2 separate regions of the Homo sapiens genome follow, and region 1 is linked to region 2. A link is a loop called in an ENCODE intact Hi-C map of the cell type or tissue named here. Cell type or tissue: gastrocnemius medialis. All regions are shown on one strand. Links, peaks and the distances in the headings refer to the core of each region. The heading gives the core; the rest is flanking DNA. Region 1 overlaps PANK1 (pantothenate kinase 1). Region 2 has its middle 17 kb from the start of KIF20B.

Region 1 (4,400 bases), core at 321-4,320, 75 kb before region 2:
GCCATTGGAAAAGTGGTGCCAATAGACTTGCTCAATGCAGGGTTAACACAAACCTTCAATCTGTAAAAAATGCAATACAACAAGGTATGCCTGTATTGCAATGAAAAGCTATATGGGCAGAATTAATGACTTTTTAAAAATAAATTTTCTGATGTTAAAAATACCTTGCATTCTTGAGAATACGGTTGTTGAAGTTAGGAAGTGTGGTTGGGAATAAAAATACTAGAATCTGTACATAAAATATTCTGCTTGGTTATTTAAAACAAAACCCACAGAATATAGACACTGGGAATAAACACAAAATTCACTGAAACCTACAGAGCCTTGGTGCACAGCCATGCAGAGTTCTCCATCTTGAAAGCCACTTTTTAAATGGTGGGAGTTCCTCATTGGCTTATCAACATCTTAGTCTATTTGAAGTTAGGCTAAGTTTTTCTTCTGTGTTCCATTTTGATAACTCATTGATTTTGAAGGCTAGTTTTTGCCAGTCAAAAATTTGGTTATGACAATGATCCTAAACTTTTTTTTTTTTTTTTTTTGAGGTGGAGTCTGGCCTCGTCGCCCCGGCTGGAGTGCAGTGTTGCCATCTCAGCTTACTGCAAGCTCTGCCTCCTGGGTTCACGCCATTCTCCTGCCTCAGCCTCCCAAGCAGCTGGGACTACAGGCGCCCGCGACCACGCCCGGCTGATTTTTTGTATTTTTAGTAGAGGCGGGGTTTCACCGTGTTAGCCAGGATGGTCTCGATCTCCTGACCTCGTGATCCACCCACCTCGGCCCCCCAAAGTGCTGGGATTACAGGCGTGAGCCACCGCGTCTGGCCAATCCTAAAATGTTAAAAAAGAAAACAAGAAAGGAAAGAAGGAGGGGAGGGATGGTGGGAAGAAAAAAAGAAGGAAAGAAAAAGGAGGAACAAAGTGCAGACCTGTTCAACTGAGAGTATTCTACACAGGTCTAATTTAATGATTGTGTCATGGTTTATAGTTCTTTCTTGTACATTTTAAATGGAATGAAGAATAGTTACATTATCTAAGGATTCAAGTACATATACTATATATTTTTTAAAAATACTATTCAAATATAACAAGTGCTTACTATTCGGGGTCTGTTGTACATCTTTTACCTAGCCCTAATCGCTCAAATAAATCACACAGATGGATTTTTCAAACTCCTATCTGCAAAGTTGTGTTATACCAAAAACAGTGATTTTATACAATAACAATAACAGGACTTTATAGGTATGTAGATGTACTTCTGTATGATTTGTCAAATTGTTTTAATACGTACAGTAGTATATATTGATCCTTTACAATTAAGTTAGCATCTTCGATTTTCTATTCTAGAAATGAGGAGAGCTTGGATTATTAGGACACTAAGGGCCTTAGCACTCACTGCTCCATCTGCCTAACACACTCTTTCTTTGCATGATTTGCTGTCTTCTTCAGGTCTCTGCTCCAACATTGCCTAGTCACACAAAGACCCTGCCAGCACTCCCTATCTTCTTTGCCCTGGTTTTTTCCCTCCATTCATAGTAATTATCACCATCTGATATATTCCATATTCACTTTCTTTTTTGAGACAGAGTCTTACTCTGTCACCCAGGCTGGAGTGCAATGGCACGATCTCGGCTCACTGTAACCTTGATCTCCTGGGTTCAAGAGGTTCTCGTGCCTCAGCCTCCTGAGTAGCTGGGATTACAGGCGTGCGCCACCTCACCTGGCTTATTTTTGTATTTTTAGTAGAGACAGGGTTACACCATGTTGGCCAGGCTGGTTCAAACCCCTGGCCTCAAGCAATCCACCCGCCTCAACCTTCCAAAGTGCTGGGATTACAGGTGTGAGCCACTTTCGCCTGACTCTATATTCACTTTTTAAATTGATTATTGATTGTCTTCCCCCACTAGAATACAAGCTCATGGTGAGCAGGGGATTTATTTTGTTCATAACAGTACTTGGTGCACTGAAAGTGCCTGAGTGAGTGAATGAATGCTTAGGAAGGAGGATAACACCTATTCATCCTCATAACTTTGGAAAGACTCAGGCACATCACTAACATAACATCAAATGGGCTATAGGAAAAGATCTATCTGTTTCAATTCTGTCTTCACTTTGGCTGAGACTCAGCCTGGATACAGAAGGCAGTTCATAGACTCTTCTTTCACAGATGGATGCCCAACCTGGCCAGACTATTTAGCAAATGTTACATACTTGCTCCCTACTCCAGTCTATTCATTAGGCTTCAAAAGCCTGTCCAAAGGAGGAAAGGCTTCTTTATCTTGGTTGTAATGAGATGTGACTTTTCTCAACTTAGAACCTTGAGAAATACACCTGCTCATGGCCAACACATATTGAGTAACTTTCTCCCAGGGTATACGTTACCCCAGGGGAGAGATGGAGGCATTGACAGAGGTTGCATCAATCCTCTGGGTCACCTTGGTTCACTTCAGGCTCTCCAGTGGAAATGGACAGATAGGGCATCCTTGAGGGACCTGAGGAGCTCAGAGCAATGAGAGTGGATCAGCATTTCCTTCTGAATCAGAATTGAGTCCAAGTCCCAGCTCTTACCTAGGTGACACTGCTAGAAGCTTTTGATCTCTCTGGCAGCTTTAGTTTCTTATCTACGTAGCACAAGAAGGCTATACTTTCTCACCTCCAGAGGTCACTTTCAGTTCTGAAGTCTTACTCCCACCTCTTTGCAGATGACAAAATGAGGCCCAGAGAAGGGACAGGTCTTGCCTAGTCACCCAGCTGATGAAATGTAGAAACAGGACTGGAGTTCAGGTTCAATGGTTTTTCCATTATGGACTGAAACTTAGTTCTCAAGCCCATGGATCTCAAACATCTCAGTTTTAAAACTCTTTGATCATGAGCCTCTTTGGTGAGAAAAGGATTCTGTGGGTCATTTAAGTAAGTGGCAAGTCAAACTCTACTGCTGGGTAATAGGAGGGGACATAGAAGAAAAAAAAAAACAAAAACTGAAGATAATTAGTCTCACTTAGGATACTATTCTAGGACTCTGTTGCCTGCCCTTACAGAAACTTACTATAATCAATGAGGTAAATGGGGTTACTTTTGATGGCACAAGTAAAATTTGCATTTATAGCTTTATTAAATACCATGAATGTGCACTGATTGATTAATGTATTCATTAATGACAGACTTTATAGCAAGACTGGATTATGTTAGTTCTGCACAAAATGGCAGTAATTTGTACTACAGGCTTTGAGAATACGTATTTTATGACTTACCTCACTATATGTTCAACTTTCTAGTAAAACTAATCCTAAAATCTCCCAACCCTTCCTTCTTCCATGTTCAATCACTTTTGTTTATCTAGCTTCCCTTCCTTTCCAAGATATATCTACATCTATTGTTTCACTTTCTTCTCACTTTATAAAATGAAGACTACACAGTACAGAGATTATTATATTGACTGTAGAAAATGAAGAAATTGGAATGCACAGATGTTAAGGGAATGCTAAAAAAAAAAGAGAGAAACATTGGACTGCATGTTACTTATCCGTATCTTCCATTTAGCTTCATTTGTTAAATCTAAATGAGCAACGTACAGTTTGTAAGTACTGCCAGTCAGGATACAGCATTATCCTTACTATATAAAATTATACTCCCTAAATGGTATTCATTAATGAAGGAATTCACTGATAAGTAATATTACAGATTTCATTTTTGTTTGTGAGCAAAACTTCTGAATGGCATTCATATGCTGAAAAAAGGCACTTGAGAGCAAATGGGTAGATAGAAGTAATCATTTTTGGTAGGATTCATAGAAGCCTTCCCATGGGTCTCTGTTTATATATGCATAAAGTTGGCATCACGATTATATAGTAAAAGTCTGTGGTCAATTCTAACTGAAATACTTCAGAAGGGATTTTAGCATCTTGTCTTTAGCGTATTACCCAGCAATAATTGTAATTGAAATGATGATGATAACTATATTGAGCACTTACTAAGTGCCAGGTACATATTATCTCATTTAATCCTACATGTAACAACCCTATGAGGTAGAAGCTGTTTTTATTCTTGTATAGGTGAGAAAACTGAGGCACAGAGCGGTGACATAAGCTTGTCCAGAGTCCCAAGGCTAGTAGTATGGTTCTTCGGTATGAGTGGCCATGATTATGGACATGTGAGAGGTTTTGATGTTTTAACAAAGACAAACCCGACCTACCATTCTGAAGTCCTCTTCGAATTTGAAAGCCCCGCCTCCTGTGGCACAGAGGGTGGTGTGAAGGCTAGAGAAGTTCTTCTCGCTGCCCATCTGAATGAACCTGTGCATAGCACAGCTGGGAAAGCGGATGAAGTGCAGGTTCCCTTTGCGTCCACACATGGTCAGGTTTTTCAGTTCCAGGTGGACGTCTCGGATCCCAGTTTTCCCATAAGCAG
Region 2 (4,400 bases), core at 70-4,069:
GTGAGCTGAGATCATGCCACTGCACTCTGGCCTGGGCAACAGAGGGAGACTTCATCTTAAAAAAGAAGAAGAAAAAAGGAAACAGACAATATTAACAATAGTCAATATTTGAAAATATATATAGGAGGGACCAATGCGGTGGCTTACACCTGTAATCCAAGCACTTTGGGAGGCCGAGGCTGGCAGACCATGAGGTCAGGAGATCGAGACCATCCTGGCTAACACGGTGAAACCCCTTCTCTACTAAAAATACAAAAAATTAGTAATACTAGCTACTTGGGAGGCTGAGGCAGGAGAATCGCTTGAACCCAGGAGGTGGAGGTTGCAGTGAGTTGAGATTGCACCACTGCACTCCAGCCTTGGTGACAGAGCGAGACTCTGTCTCAAAAAGACAAAAAAAAAAAAAAAAAAAAGTAGGAAAAGACTCCAAAAGAAATATATTTAATAGATCAAAATATTAACAGTGGTAGTCTTTGGGTGGTGTGTCTTTGGAGAGTTATTCTTTCTACCTTTGCTTTGTTTTTTGTCATACCCCATAACAAATCTAAAATGTTTACTGAGAGAAAAAAATGGACTGGGGTAAACAAAATACTGTGGGTCCAAAGGCTCACTTATGAAAACCTCAACTTTATTACTTCTCTTTTGGCTGTTCAGAGGACCCACATCACCTCCTCCATCCTGCATTTTTTATTTTTAATGTGTTTTTATTAGTTGAGGTCAATATAAAAATACTACTGTAAACAAAAATAAAGACAGATTTAAAATTAAGTGGCTCTGTTTTCTCAATGACTTGACTCCTTTGCTATTTAAAATTTTGTTTCTGAGTAAGAACAAATTCATATTATACTGCAAAAAAGTTAATTTAGAACAAAATGAGCTTCTTGATTGTTTGAAACAGTATTAAAATAAGTCTTCTACCTGGAAATATGAAAATTATTGTTCAAAGGGATATACAGTAGACGCTTAAACAACATGAGTTTGAATTGTTTGGGTCCACTTATATGTGGATTTTATTCCATCTCTGCTGCCCCTGGGACAGCAAGACCAACCTCTCCTCCTCCTCCTCCTCTTCAGCTTGCTCGGTGTAAAGATGATGAAGGTGAAGACCTTTATGATGATCCAGTTCCACTTAATAAATAGTAAATACATTTCTTCCTTGTGATTTTCTTAATATTTTATTTTCTCTAGCTTACTTTATTGTAAGAATACAGTATATATTTTGTACGTTTGTATATATACAACATACAAGATATGTATTAATCAAGTGTTTATGTTATCAGTAAGGCAGTCAACAGTAGGCTATTAGTAGTTAAATTTTGGGGGAGTCAAAAGTTTTGTGTGGATTTTTGACTGTGTAGGGGGTTGGCGCCCCTAACCCCTGTGCAAGTATTAATATTACAATTTGAGAAGGTGCCTAAACTTCTTCCATTTAAGTGCTCTTTAATAGTGCTGTCATTGTGCTTCTGGCAAGCACATCTTTACATAACCATGAACTATGTGGAAATTCCAAGATCAGAATAATTTAGATTCTGTCCTTCGGAAACACTGCATTTATCTCGTGTAAGATGATTGAATGTCCTGCTGTAGATGAGACAGCTCTAGGTTTGAACTGCAAACCCGAAGACTCAAGTGTGTGTATCTTGCCCAACCGTGATCTCAATCAGAGTGGTCACAGGGCAGCTCTCAGCTAGAATCTGCAGCTGCTGCTTTTCCCTGTCTAGGAGCACCTGCCCAGCGACAGCTGGAGCTCAACCTTCACATGAGTTTTCTATTTAGGTAGTGTGCATAACTGAAGGAGTGATTTTGAATTTTAGTTCTGCCTCATACTACTGTGGGGGCATTGGATTAATTTTTGTGGCAGGAAGGTGTATTGAGATAAATAATTCTTCATATTCTCCATATCCTGTGCTCACTACCTTTTTTCTAGGCGAGACTCTTGGTATTTTCTTCCCCCAAGGTTTTTTTGCACAAGGAAAGCAGAAGTTATCATGGAGAAGCTTTTATTATGTAATGGTTCAAACTCTTCTAGATTCTGCTAGGTGTTCCCAGAAGAGGAGAAAGACACGTTGAGAGCAACAAGAAGGATGAGACAAATACCTCCCTATCACTAAAAAGGGGGTGTGTGAGGATGACAGGATTCCTGTGATCTTGAATACCCTTGGTATAGTGGCCAGAAGAGAAAGCTCAGACAGGAGGGCTATGTGTTGAGGTATAGCTTGAGATACTGTGTTCTCCTAACCTCTCAAATATTTTTGGCATTGTAGGTCAGACAGAAGCCATGGAGCAGCCCCATCTAGAGTAAGCTTTTCTGGGCATCCCGCAGATACTCATGCAGACGGAAGAGAGATGACAGGACAGGCACTCTCCATGCTTTGGCACATTGGGCAAGATCCTAGAATCCTGAGTCATGTCTTGTGAGGGAAGCCCTCAAATGGCTGAGATGTCATTTCCTGCCATTCCAATGTAATCATGCTAGTAGTTGATTTTAATTAAACTTAAGAAAATAAAATATCTGTACATTTCTTACACATTTGAATTTGTATGTATTTCTGCTATGCTTGTTTGAGCCTCTATTTTTTCATCTTATCCTGTAGATAAAAACACTTGCCTCATAGGTCATTGTGAGGCTTAAGTGAGGTAGCATGTAAGTTCCTGGGATGGTGCTTAGGCATATTTAGTAGAAGCTCAGTTGTTTATTCTTTTTTTTTTTTTTTTTTTGAGAGACAGAGTCTCGCTCTGTTGCCCACGCAACAGTGCAGTGGCACGATCTCAGCTCACTGCAACCTCTGCCTCCTGGGTTTAAGCGTTTCTGGTGCTCCATCCTCCAGAGTAGCTGGGATTACAGGTGCCCGCCACCTCGCCTGACTAATTTTTGTATTTTTAGTAGAGACAGGGTCTCACCATGTTGGCCAGGCTGGTCTTGAACTCCTGACCTCAAGTGATCCACCTGCCTTGGCCTCCCAAAGTGTTGGGATTACAGGCGTGAGCCACTGTGCCCAGGCTTTTCTATCATTCTCTCTGCAAGATGGGACTGGCAGGACAAACGGCAGAAGCTGGTATCGGGGCTTATAGCTGGCCTTGGGCTAGGGAAGGATGAGGGGCAACATTTTCATAGTAATAATAATGATAACTACCACTTCTTAAGAACCTATCAGTGGTTTTTAAACTGCCCTGCAGAGTTCTAGGATTCCATGGAGGGTCTCAGGAGCTGCAGTGAACAGAGGGGAGACCAGCGGTTCATGTTCAGGGCTGCCTCCTCTGCTTCAAGCAGATCAGTTTTGCTCTTACCTAATATATTGATCCTCTACATAACATTTTGTTTGAAAAGTAGTATATCTGTTAAAAATGTTTGAACACTTCTACAGAAGTATTGGATCAAGTTGATAATATAAACAAATACATATTTGCCCAGGTTTCTTCCTTTCCAAGCTTGGGCAAAGCAGATATGGGGACCAAGAGGCAGTCCCGAATCAATATTCAGTGTGATTTTTGTAATGTTACAATAGTAGGAACAATTAGGCTGTTCCTCCCTTCATCCTTCCACTTGTGCTATGCAGCAAGCAGCAAAAGCAATACCCGGTGAATGAGAACACTTGTGTATTACAAGCCGGGAGTACTCAGTGGGCATATACCACCAAAAGAAAGTGGGGGTTCCCATGCCCAGAAGATGAGCTGATGACCCCCTTAGCTTGGTGGTATGTCCTACCTCGCCTCTGTAACCACAGGAAGCAGAACACAATACACAGATAAGCACTCACAGACAGACAGACAGGCAGATCAGCAGGTACTAAAAATGTAAACCTAAGGACGCAACCAAGAATCACCACAAATTTGATGAAAATTGCAGAGGAGTTCCAGAAGGAGAGAATGGTGGGAATGGACAAGAGAGGGAATATACGAAGAATAACAGAATAAAATACTTTTTTTTTTTTGATACAGAGTCTTACTTGTCACCCAGGCTGGAGTGCAGTGGCACAATCTCGGCTCACTGCAACCTCCACCTCCTGGGTTCAAGCCATTCTTCTGCCCCACTCCCCAGTAGCTGGGAATATAGGCACGCACCACCATGCCCAGCTAATTTTTATATTTTTAGTAGAGACAGGGTTTCACCATGTTGGCCAGGCTGGTCACCAACTCCTGACCGCATGATCCGCCCGCCTCGGCCTCCCAAACTGCTGGGATTACAGGTGTGAGCCACTGTGCCCAGCCTTAAAATACCTTATTATCAATCAAAGAAATAAAACTGCCAGTGAAAGGGCCCATGAGCTATTTAAAATAAATACAAACACAAACTGAAAGACTCCAGATCATACCTTGACAGTTAATGGTAAAGTTTCAGAAAACTAAAGAGAAATATCTTAATACTTCTGAAAAGAAAACAAAGTAAAACAAAAATGGAT

Evidence for each region. Peaks named below come from ENCODE experiments on the same cell type or tissue, not always from the same donor. Only the 100,000 strongest peaks of a DNase experiment are listed, where the experiment ranks them.
Region 1: a loop joins it to region 2, with 2.5 times the contacts of the local background. A loop is called at or near these places in 1 of 110 quality-filtered maps.

Annotation. Positions count from the first base shown.
Region 1 is chr10:89,607,511-89,611,910 of GRCh38, forward strand. PANK1 (pantothenate kinase 1) reads right to left here. Exons shown (of 7, transcript NM_148977.3): 2 at 4,186-4,400. Among named protein-coding and RNA genes, the nearest start is that of MIR107, 17 kb to the left of the region's middle. In gastrocnemius medialis, for the core only: no CTCF peak of the experiment used is centred there; a DNase peak (open chromatin) is centred at 2,411; H3K27ac peaks cover 1,236 bases.
Region 2 is chr10:89,682,446-89,686,845 of GRCh38, forward strand. No RefSeq gene overlaps it. Among named protein-coding and RNA genes, the nearest start is that of KIF20B, 17 kb to the right of the region's middle. In gastrocnemius medialis, for the core only: no CTCF peak of the experiment used is centred there; a DNase peak (open chromatin) is centred at 1,714.